Linked DNA regions of Homo sapiens: region 1 is linked to region 2. The links are chromatin contacts, found by Hi-C or POLR2A ChIA-PET in ENCODE. All regions are on one chromosome and are shown on one strand. Each heading gives the region's core, a stretch centred on a gene start or an enhancer-like site at or near the end of the contact. The rest is flanking DNA. Distances are from core to core; before and after follow the strand shown. Region 1 has its middle 33 kb from the start of LINC02946. Region 2 overlaps LINC02946 (long intergenic non-protein coding RNA 2946).

Region 1 (6,006 bases), core at 2,322-4,821, 39 kb after region 2:
CTGGGATGATTTGTTTCTACTTAACAACTTGATAAATCACCAAACAAGAAATTTACCAAAAGGTACAGAAGGATTTGAAAATGTCTGCAAATTCCATAACTGCAAAATTTAATCTGTGAATCCCATAATTAATTTTGTTTCCAGTTAAGCAACCCAGAAAGCAGCTGAATGCTCCTTTCAATCAACATCACTTAATTACTTGGAGTTCCTTTGTTCGATTATCCTGGTTTTTCCAAACATGACAGTCTGATATGTTTGGAATAGTATACACATTAGAGAATGAGAAACGGGTGAATAGGATATTGGTTTATCTTTAATTCAGAGTTCCAAAGATCTTAACTCCCACTTATCCACATAGAAATAAACTGATTTTAGAAATGGAAGTACTAAAAATTGTTGTTTTTTTAATTAAGTGAAAATATTATTCAAGCAACATAATATTCAAAAGTATAAAACAATTCATACAAAATTTCCCAATTCAAAGTAACCAGACTCTTAAGTAAAATATTTAGAAGAAGCTGGTCCATTTGATTCAATAAAAATTTAAATTAGAAAAACCTCATGCCTGTTAATGGAACTGGGAAGACAACTTGCCTTTTTCTCTGAAAAGGACGTGGGGGCTTTAGATAACCATATGTTTGCTTGGAGTCAAAAATGAGTCATGGCTGCCAAAAAAAGCCAGAGCGATATTAAGCTGTATTAATAAAAGTACAGTGTCCACTGCGAGGGTGATAATAGTCCCTTTGTGGTGTGCACTTGTTGGAGCGCGGCCCATCTGGGGCACTGCAGCCGCTCTGACAAATGAGGCTGCCCGGGCAGAGGCCCCAACGTGCTGGCCGCCTGGAAGGCAAGTCAAATGGTGAGCAGATGCGAGGGCTGGAAAAGGCAAGGGGAAGCAGGGTGGCATGTGACATCCGTATTCTAGCATATGAGGAGCTGTCATGGGGGAAGCGGATTCTGCAGACTGTGTGGTTTCCAGGGCAGAACTAAGAGCCAAAAGATGGAATGTGCAAGGAGGAAGATTTCAGCTCCCCATAATCAGGCTTTGCAGCTCTTAGAGGAAGAGGAGTACTGAACCCCCATCGGCAGAAGCATGGGCGATGGTGGGGTCTCAGTATTGGAAATGTGAGGGATTTTGATTCTATAAACTCATCTTTTCTTACATGGAAGAAAATGCAAGTGTATGTTAGCAAAATATTAGTGTTGGAGGAGACCTTTTCATATTTTTTATTTTATTTTATTTTTTTAAGTTCCAGGGTCTATATGAACGATGTGCAGGTATGTTACATAAGTAAATGTGTGCCATGGTGGTTTGCTGCACCTATCAATCCATCACCTAGGTGTTAAGCCCAGCATGCACTAACTCTTTTCCCTGATGCTCTCCCTTGCCACCCATGGAAGAGACCTGTAAAGATCTTCTGAGACAATCTCCTCACCTTACAAGTGAGAACAGCTTGGCCCACAGCTGTAAAGATCACACACATGTAACTCAGAGGGTTGAGAGGAAACTGGGACCCGCCTCTCCTGATGGTGAAGGTGGTGGCCTTCCATGACCACATAGCATTACTGCTTTATTTTCATTGAAAATAGACAACATTTGCCTCTCCACCTCACATGTTCACATGGGATGCAGGTTGAGCTGGGGATGAACAAATTCTCTAAGTCTCTAATATTTGTGAAGGATGCTGCTCGGCCATAAAATGTGAATGAAAGGTACATTAGACTAACTCTGACAGTGAAGAGTCTACCATCTGGTTGGAAAGGAGAGAAACTATATACGAGTCAAAATAATCCCATGGCAAGGCAATTTATAAGAGTCAAATAGTCAGTTTGGATGCCAGATGCCCTAGTATTTCAGAGGAGGAGAGGCTGGGCTGGATGAAGGGAGATATAGGACTTGAAGACAGAGTAAGGTGCAAAGAGTAGGTGCAAGGGAGAAAGGCTTAGAGGAGGGAAGGTTGGATCAGGGTGAGGAAGACAGCAGGCGGTCAGGCCCGGGGCAAGTACTTCCTTCCACTATCATTACACAGTCCTGTGGTCATTAAGTAGAAGTGTTCATTAGGGAGGAGTTAATTCACAATGTCAATAGCCAGGAAGATATACCTCACAGCACATTGTCCACATCAAACTCCTCCTTAGGGCTTGCTATTATGTGACCCCCCCCATCAGGAGCTCTCAGGCTCCAGGAGCTGGACATTTCTTGCCAGTATGGTTTGGATATCACACCATGACCCGCTGGGACTTACATGCAGCAATGTCCAATTGGAGAAAGAGACCAACACATGGAAAATACGTTCACTTTACCCAAACTCGATCAGGCGAGAGATGAGGGTTTATGGTCATCTGAAAAAGAATCTCTGTGGCATTTTTTTGTGTGGCTTCCGAAACTCCAAACGAAAACCTTGACTATTCCCAGCCAAAGTGTGAAGCCTATCAGGATGTGATACTCCATTACAGGTGTAGCCAAAGGAAGGCAAGTAGTATGCTTTGTTTAACCAGATAGATTTGTCAAGGCAAAGTAGACAGTAAATGCTGCAATCCAAAAGCCAAGGCAAATGGAATGATCAAGAACTATCAGAGTCCTTCTTTCCCAGAATTTTTCTCTTTCCCCGAATATTTAGAACGAGAGCAAGACAGTAAGTTTGAGACTACATAAGCTGCCTCTCATGCACCGTGCATTTTCTTTTTTCCAAACTGAGGCGACAGTGATGGTCTCTAACCCTTCATCATGTTGTAATCACAGGAAGCACAGCTCTGTATAAACATTCCAGTTGATTTTCAGAACAGCCCATCCCGGGTGTCTATAAAATAGCTGTAAGGAAATTCTTGCAAATGAATAACAAACAACTCCAGGTGTTCAAATGAGGAACGTTCCCTAGATGCTAATGCCCAGACAAGCTCGGGTAGTTTTTCCAGGCAAAGTTGGTATTTTTAGTTTAAGAAACCAAGAAATAAAAAATGAAGGTCTTGTTTACACTCCCCTCTTGGTTCTTTGCGAGATCTTGAAAGGGGTGACTGCAGAGGCTGCATTTTAGGGACCCTCGGCTCTTTGAGAACAACACTTTTCTCCCCGTTACAAAGCACTTGTTTGTATTTATCTCCAAATGACACAGTGGCGGTTTATTCAGTGACAATCAAAATCGCAGTTTCTGAAGGGTCCTGACTCCGGGGAGAGAGAGGTCTATTGTTGTCCTCTGTCCACATGCCTGACCGCTTTGAGAAAAAATTAATGACTTTGGAGACTGATATTTCTGCAGACCCCAAGAAAGGGACAATTTTCTGTTTTTGCTGACCGGAAAACTCTGGCATGTGATTATTGTACCACAAATGAAACTTCTGGACAAGGATGCTACTTTACCAAGCCTGGGATGGTGCATAACCCACGCGGTGAAGGAAGAGGACTCTGGCTTCCTAAGTGTTTGTTGCCTTGCATTTTCTTGCAAAGATGAGCCGTCCCAGTTATGGTTTCCCAGAATACCGAAAGACACATCCCACTTACTCATGCCCAAGGAGCACAAGCAAACTCCACATCCTTTATTGCCTGGAATGAATTACAGCATGAGAAATTGGAGGGGGAGGCAGGAGTGAGGCGATGGGTTAAGGCAGCTGTGCCTAAATTAAAAATTCACTAGACTTGGCGTCAGAAAACCTGAGTGCGAAACGGTGCCTGGCACGCAGCAGATGTTTAACTCAAACAAAATAATGTCAACAACGAAGGCACAAAACTCACATTTTTAGAGAAAAGCAAACAAAATACCAAACAGGATGACTCGAGTAAGATTTGGCTTCCTTCCTACGAGATGTTTCTTTTTTATTCAGCTTTTCCCAATTTTGAACACAATGGTGTTGAACCACGGCAGCCCTTTCTCTTTTCAGACGAATCGGGGTGGACCTCTGTGGTTGCTACCTAGTCTCAGCTGGTTTCAGTAGAAATAAACCTGCATTCAAAGCCGGACTCTGCCACCTCCCAGATGAGTGCCTCTGGACTGCTAACTTCCCTGCTTGCTGCAGTGTGGGTAATAAACCCCAAACAGACAGGACTGTGAAGAATCACTGAGATAATGGGCAAAACGGTGCTAACTATGTGCTCATGGAAGTTCTATGAAATTATAAAACGTGAGAATAGAAGGAGGGGAAAAAAGGACTACCTGTTTCTGGCTGGCCCAGGTGCAACAGTCCCCTCTGAGCAGAAAAGAAGGCCCGCATTTTACTCAAACTGGTGGGCGTCTTGTGAGGTGTGGCGAGCCCAGGGGATCCGCCTTTTGCCACCCCTCCCTGTACTTTATTCTGAGGGCATTTATTTAAAGTGGGTCATCATTCAAGACAACTTTGCTTGCAAGGCCTTGAGAAATGCTTTGTGCTGCCCATGCAGCCACGGCAAAGAGAGGTCCCACCAGGATGGTCTCAAGGTCCCCAACTCCCACATCCAAGGGGGCACCCAGTGAATCAGAGGGAGAGGCCCCCGCTCCCTCTCCTCCCACTCGGGCTCACAGGGAACATTCACTCCCCCACTCCCATCATCCTCATCCACTCCAGCAGAAGCATGAGCATTGCTTCTGAGTCCTGTTACATTCTATCTTGGAAGCAGAAAGCCCACCCCAGGCGGTAAGCATGCTCAGTCGCCAGCACGTCCGCCAGTGTCTCCGGGACCCACTCCTTAGCAGATGGCTCTGGGGACCCAGAGAATTTGCTCAGAAAGCAAAATTCTGTTGTTACACTCTGTAAAAGCTTCTGGGAAAATCGTCTTCGGAGTTGTCTTTTAATTAGGGAGTCTTCCATTTTTGCTCGTCTTTAAAATCCACATCACAGTCTTGACTGCTTCCTTCACAAGAGTCATCAGCCTCAAATGCCAGACCACAATGCGCCCTGGGGGCGCAAGGTGTTATGCAGATCCTCCCAGTCACTCTCCCTGCTTCAGGGAGCCCGGTTTGCAGGGCCAGTGTCCCTCTCAGATGATCAGTTCCTGAAAGGCTGGGTGCAGGGGGAGAGGATTCTTATTCATCTTTTGACTTCCCATTTTCTAGTGCACACCTGCTACATAGGAATTAATAATAAATGAATGTGAATGAACAGGACTGTTGTTACACAGTAAAGACAGGATCCAAACAGCTAGCAAGCTGAAGTCCTTGTCGATCAAGAGACAGGAGGCATTGCAGCAGTCAATATGCCTCTTTAACTGTGCACCTATTACATGCAGAGAATATTCCAAAAAAAAAAAGCCTTCACCAGATGTCCCTTATATAGCTTAGACATATGTTTTCCAAAAATAGTTGTTCTAAAGCATTTCTCTCACATTGGTTTCTCACTGTAGTCTTGGAGAAGGTATTTCTATAATGTTTAAGGGATGGGAGAGAGGCAGTGAAGAGAGAAAAAGAAAAACTGGAAATTACTCATCTGATAAAGAATCTATTTTAAGACTCCCGTGGACTAAATGAGGCTGCCTCTCACTAAGCTCCTAGCACACCTGATTTATTCTGTGAAATGAATGTTGCCTCCTCTCTTCAGCTAGTCATAAGGGTGTTAGGATTTGTTCTGCATAGGGACACATCCACTTAAACTGTGATTTCAGTAACAGGAATGTAAACAGTTCAATGGCATGACAAACGCCACAATAAACTTAGTGCCTTTAAGCCATGCTACGAAGGACAGCAGGGAACTCTAACATCTCTCCACACCTTTGAGACCATTGATTTCTAGTACCCAGATGATGAATAAAACCATAATCGTTAAGATGGAGCAGATAGGACTCACAACCTTGCTAAATAAGTATTGGCAGCGATCTGTTCCCAGCTTGCATAGAAGGTCCGTGCCAGAGTGGAGAACATTATTGATCTATTTGGAAAGAGTGTGGCTTTCATTTATTTTAGATCCTTAGCTATTTATCTTCAGGCCTGGCTTGAGGCCAGTAAGAGAGGGACTGGTACGTAATGATTAGAAAGAATTACTTGGCGTGAGGGCTCTGGGCTCAGCCCCAGCCTCTGCCTCTCCTCCTTCTACTTGTACATT
Region 2 (6,073 bases), core at 3,260-5,759:
TGCTGCCCTAGGGGCACCTCGGCAGCCCCTGAGATTCTAAGGAGCAGTTTAAGAACCTCCAGTGGGAGGGGTTTATCACATTCTGTGCACGATGCTTTGGAATGTTAACCAAAAATATCACAAATTTATAAATTGTGAGGAGAGGAGATTTTATTTCTTGTAAAGGGTTACAGCCTGCAAGGTGGCCATCCTGCAGGCTCAGAAGTGTGCCTCTGGCCAAGACCGGAGTCAGGCACTTCGAAGGAGGAGGGGCTGGGACAGAAGCTTCATGCTGGACAGGGTGGCCAAACATACGTATTCAACAGGTTACAGGAAGAACTACGAATATTCATGAAGGTAGTCCCGACACATGCATATTGAACAAACATGCATGTAACATACAACCCAGGTTCACTTTGGGGTGGAGATTTAACATTTAAATGTATTAAAATTAGGCCCCATACCTCAAAAGGTCTTTTCAGGACATGAAGGCGGATGAATGTACTTTCTGCAAACCAGCCAGAACCAGTCCATGGCCGGTGGTCTCTTATCAGGAGAAAGTTACTGGAGTCAGTCTCCCATCCAATCAAAGCTGTAGTTACGGCTGGTGCAACAGGGGTCAGTTACTCAGCGTCCGTGAGCTGGGTGAGTTGTAATTGTTTTAATCTTGCTTATCTTGAGGGCAGTTCTTGTTTAGCTGCTGGAGAAAAGGAAAAACCTTGTGGCAGTTAGAACCTAGTTTATTCTTTAAGTGTTGTGTGTGTGGTGTGTGTGACTTAACTCTTGGCTTGGCATGGCCTTAGGTCTTGTTTATAATTTGGTGTCTTATGGCCACAAAGAGTTCATTCTGTCGGTCTTATGATCTCTATTTTAACATTAATGCTGGTTGGTTTTTGTGTCTAAAGAGAAAAAAGGCGGGGGTATAACAAGGTATATTTGACCTCCTGTCCCTTCATGGCTGGGAACTAAGTTTTAAGGTTTTCCTGGGATCCCTTCGGCCACAAGGGGATCCATTTTGTTGGTGGAGGAGCTTAGCATCTTATTTTTAGTTTACAGGAAGGAGCAAAAAATCCTGATACTGGCTTTGACCTGCTTTTGTTGGAAAGCTGAGAACCAACCAGGCTATTTTTTTTCACTTAATAAACCCACTGGAACATACATACATACACACATACAAAAGCAACATTTTAAAGACATGTCACAGATGGACTTCAGTTGGAGTCCCCCTAAAACTCATTTGAATTTGTATTAAGCCCAACTTGGAGGAAGGGTAGGGATGCAATTATAATGCAGTGATAGGCCAACACTGGCTCACACCAGTGGATGAGAACCTCTTGTTAAATTTCCAGCAATTTTCCAAGGTGATTTTTAAACACCGCCATTATTAAAAATTAAACTCTGTATCCAGCAATTGCACTCTTTGGTATTTACCCAAATGAGTTGAAAACTTATGTCCACATAACAACTTATAATACACACAGATGTTTATAGTAGCTTCATTTATAAATGCCAAAATCTGGAAGTAACCAAAATGTAGGTGAATGGCTACATAAATTGTGGTACATCCAGGCAGTGGAATAGTATTCAGCATTAAGGAGAAATGAGCTACCAAGCCATGAAAAGACATGGAGGAATATTAAGTGTATATTACTAAGTGAAAGAAAAAGCCAGCCGGGTGTGTTGACTCACGCCTGTAATCCCAGCACTTTGGGAAACTGGGGCAGGCGGATCACGAGGTCAAGAGATCAAGACCATCCTGGCCAACATGGTGAAACCCCGTCTCTACTGAAAATACAAAAATTAGCCGGGCGTGGTGGCGCATGCCTGTAGTCCCAGCTACAGCTACTCAGGAGGCTGAGGCAGGAGAATCACTTGAACCAGAAGGCGGAGGTTGCAGTGAGCGGAGATCCTGCCATTGCACTCCAGCCTGGCGACAGAGTGAGACTCTGTTAAAAAGAGAAAGAAAGAAAGAAAGACAGAAAGAGAGAGAGAGAGAGAAGGAAGGAAGGAAGGAAGGAAGGAAGGAAGGAAGGAAGGAAGGAAAGAAGGAAAGATGGAAAGAAGGAAAGAAGGAAGGAAAGAAAGGGAAAGAAAGAAAGAAAGAAAGAGAGACAGAAAGAAAGAAAGAAAGAGCCAATCTAAAAAGACTACAAACTATATGATTGTAACTATATGACCTTCTGAAAGAAGAAAAATTATAGAGATAATTAAAAGATCAGTGGTTCCCAGGGTTTGCGGGAGGAAGGAATGAAAAGGCAGAGCACAGACTTTTAGGGTGATGAAACTATTCTTTATGATACTGTAATGGTGGATACATATCATTATATGTTTATCAAAACCCATAAAATGTACAAGACCAAGAGTGAACACTAATATAAACTATGGACTTTGGATGATAATCGTGAGTCCATGTAGGTTTATCAGTTGTAACAAATGTATTGCATGGTGTAGGATATTGATAGTGGGGTAGAAGGAGCTGTGGGAGAAGATGCAGGGGATATATGGGAACTCTGCACTTTCTGCTCAGTTTTGCTGTGAACCTAAAACTGTTCTAAAAAATAAAGTCTACTAAAAAATAAACTGTATAAGATTTAATTAAATATATTAAAAGCAGAGGTAATTGATCTTCAAAATGGATGACCTCCTGTTTTATGATATATTACTATCATCTATACTCTTATTTCTATCTATTGTATCTGTATAAAGGAGTTATTATACAATGGTGTACATCCGTGTAACTCTTCCCAACTCCGTGTTAAGTGACCTCAATTTGGTAGCTTGAAATCAACTTGGCCATAGCTGGTAGTGTTTGCAGTATAGAAGTAGGCAACCACTACATAACAGCACTTTGCCCCCAAAGACAGCTGATTATTTTTAAAATTATTACTAATATTTTTCAGAATCAAGGTCTTGCTCTGTTGCCCAGGCTGAAGTGCAGTGATGTGATCATAGCTCATTATAACCTCGAACTCTTGGGCTCAAGCAATCCTCCTGCCCCAGCCCCTCAATTATCTAAGATTACAGGTACACATTACAACATCCATTTTGTTGTTGTTGTTGTTTTGTACAGACATGGTCCCACTATGTTGCCCAGACTGGTCTTGGCCTCCCAAAGTGTTAGGGGGCTAGCTGACAAGCCCAGCCCAGAGCTGGTTATTGCACATCTGTGGCATACCACTAATAGTGGGTACAGTTGTTGGACTCATGTTTAGGATCAGTAACATATATACACCTGAGAATGTCAATCAAAATACGCCTTTTGGAAACATTATGGAAGCATAGATCTTCACATATGATTAATTTAAGGTTTACTCTGAAGTCATCCAGAGACCTCTTTAGAATGGTTCCAAGAATTCCCTCTTTTGAAAGCCAACCAATCTAAGGAATTAAATCACTCAAATTTGAAGAAGACAAATATGCCTCAGGAGCAGCACTCTTGCTATCGAAATCACTCAGATCATGTTCTGAGTGATAGATCCTAATCGCTGAACTGTTTACTGTAATTAAGTCTATCAGCATGGTTTTCTCCTGACGAAAATAAAGTTTGGTATATTATGTCTTTTGCAAAAGGTGTCTCTTATCTCCTTTAACTTGTAAATCTATGAGTCAGTAAGATTTCTCTTCAAAACCTGATTTTTCTTCCCTCCTCATGGATATAAAGAACTTAAAAAAATCAAATTAATATTGCCCACAAGAAAGAAGTTGGTTGCAAGCACCATTATTTTATGCAAACACTATTATATCCTGCTATATCTCATCAAGAATATTTGTGTGTCTGAGGAACATGTAGATCTTTTACCAGCCTTTGTTTCCATCGATGAAGTATGCAAGTTTGAAATAGATTCCAATCTGTCAATGCTTCTTTTGAGTCTACATTGTGGTGCTACTGTACAAACCAAACATGGAGGAACAGTTTTGATATAGAGGCAATCTCACTTGTAATTGGTGTTAGCACAACTGTTTGCTTTTAGCCCAACGACTCTCAGCACTGCCTGCCTGTTAGCATCAGTGGATAAGGGAAGGAGAGCTTTAAAAAAAAAAACACTGAAGCTCAGGTCCCAACACCAGGGATTCTGACTTAATTGGTCTTAAGAGAGTTGAGGGAATCAATAAGTTGTCAAATCTTTCCAGGTGATTCTAATATATAGCTATGATGAAGACCTACTATTTGAACCTATATAAAAATCATTTGATGCAGTTGATGTGAATTTGTTATTTGTTGACCTGAGACATAGGGGAACAAGTCAAGTCAAGTCCAATAAAAAACAAATCAATCATCTCTGATTATGGCATGATTTCAGTGTCTTTTGGATAGTTTAAAAAAATGGTGCTTCAGCATCAATAATATCACATAAAATCACCCTCTCTGTTGGGCAACTTCTAACATTAAAAGGTAAGTCCTATAAAGTCAGTTCAGTTATATCCCACTGAGGGTCCACTCTGCAGCCAGTGAGTGAGTGGTGGAAGGCGCTGGCACCACCATGTTCCAGGCTGCTTTGTGGTTAGGCTTCATTCTGCTTCCTCTCCTGGCACTGCCTTGCTTCTGACCCATTTTCTAAGCCAGATCTCTCAGTCTCCTGCCAATTCTGTGAGCCTCATATCCTTGTGAAAAAATTCTTCCCGTCACCAACCCCCGCCCTTCTTTTTGCTTAAAATAGTCAGAAGCACTTTTTGTTCCTTGGAAGAGAAAGATTCCTAACTGATACTTTGTCATACCCCTAAAGGAAACAGAAACCAGTGACCAGTTTTCAAAAAAAAAAAATTTCTGAACCTAAGAACATAAAAATTCAAGAAGAAAATAGTTGGGAGACTTGCCCTGCAAAAAAATAAATGTTGCAAAGTATACAGAAAAAGGAAATAGAACAGAACAGAGCATCTGAAAGCAGCCTCAGGCATATGGAGGCTCGGGCTATAACAGAGACGGCGTGATACATTGCAGAAAGGACAGGTTACTCAGCAAACGGTGCTTGGAAAATTAACACTCAGTGCGGGAGAAAATACATTACTTTCTGAGGTATGAAAAATCTAAATGCAAAATCAAAACTTTAAAACAGTTGGAAGAAAATGCAAGAAAATATAGGCCAGGCGCAATCGCTCACACCTGTAATCCCAGCACTTTGGGAGGCCGAGGTGGGCGGATCACTTAAGGTCAGGAGTTTGAGACCAGCCTGGCCAACATAGTAAAGAGCTGTCTCTACTAAAAATATAAAAATTAGCCAGTGTGGTGGCGAGCAGCTGTAGCCCTAGCTACTCAGGAGGCTGAGGCAGGAGAATTGCTTGAAACCAGGAGGAAGAGGTTGCAGTGAGCCAAGATCGTGCCACTGACCTCCAGCCTGGCTACAGAGCAAGACTCTGTCTTGAAAAAAAAAAAAAAATCTCTTTATGCCATATACATGTACCCAAAACTGAAAGGGAAAGACTGATGTATTTGACTACAATTAGGTAAACTTTATTTATTTATTCATTTTTATTTTTAGACACAGAGTCTTGCTCTGTCGCCCAGGCTGGAGTGCAGTGGTGTGACGGCAGCTCACTGCAGCCTCAAACCCTTGGGCTCAAGGGATTCTCCTGCCTCAGCCTCCTAAGTAGCTATGACTACAGGAGTGCCCCACCATGCCACGCTAATGTTGTATTTTTTTATTATTTATTTATTTATTTTTGTAGAGACAGGGTCTCTCTTTGTTGCCCAGGCTGGTCTCAAATTCCTGGGTTTAAGTAATCCTCCTGCCGTGGCTTCCCAAGGTGCTGGGATTACAGGCATGAGCCACTGCACCTGGCCCCAAAATTTATCATATGAAAAGCCACCATAAACAAAGTGAATAGGCAAGTCACCAGTTAGAAAAAGATTTGCAATTTAGATAACCAGAAAAGGATTAGAACTTAGTATGTGTAAAAAATTCATACAAATCAGTAAGCTATAAACAGGCCAATAGAAAAAATGAGCAAGGGATATAAATGGATAAAACACAGAAAAGAAAAACTGAATAGCCTATATATATGAAAACATGATTATTCACTAGTAATAAGAAAAATGAGTTATTTTAGTTTATACTCAAAAGTATTGATGAAGATGTAGAGAAATGAGAACTCACAA

What was found. A loop is a pair of places that touch in the nucleus more often than their neighbours do. ChIA-PET counts read pairs that join two places held with the same protein, here RNA polymerase II (POLR2A).
Region 1: a loop to region 2 is called in a map of dorsolateral prefrontal cortex, with 6 times the contacts of the local background. The contact joins two enhancer-like sites. A Hi-C loop is called at or near these places in 2 of 168 maps with a recorded cell type or tissue (CD4-positive, alpha-beta memory T cell and dorsolateral prefrontal cortex). POLR2A ChIA-PET finds 5 or more read pairs at or near these places in 11 of 52 experiments (A549, BJ, CD4-positive, alpha-beta T cell and 7 more).

Annotation. Positions count from the first base shown.
Region 1 is chr2:105,640,845-105,646,850 of GRCh38, forward strand. No RefSeq gene overlaps it. Among named protein-coding and RNA genes, the nearest start is that of LINC02946, 33 kb to the left of the region's middle. Within about 2 kb of position 3,572, at least 3 of the 41 ENCODE cell types and tissues checked have a DNase peak (open chromatin) inside an H3K27ac peak, as active enhancers do; they include dorsolateral prefrontal cortex, where a contact is called at or near this core.
Region 2 is chr2:105,600,579-105,606,651 of GRCh38, forward strand. It overlaps LINC02946 (long intergenic non-protein coding RNA 2946), which reads right to left. Exons shown (of 4, transcript NR_038891.1): 2 at 444-679. Among named protein-coding and RNA genes, the nearest start is that of LINC02946, 6.9 kb to the right of the region's middle. Within about 2 kb of position 4,510, at least 7 of the 41 ENCODE cell types and tissues checked have a DNase peak (open chromatin) inside an H3K27ac peak, as active enhancers do; they include dorsolateral prefrontal cortex, where a contact is called at or near this core.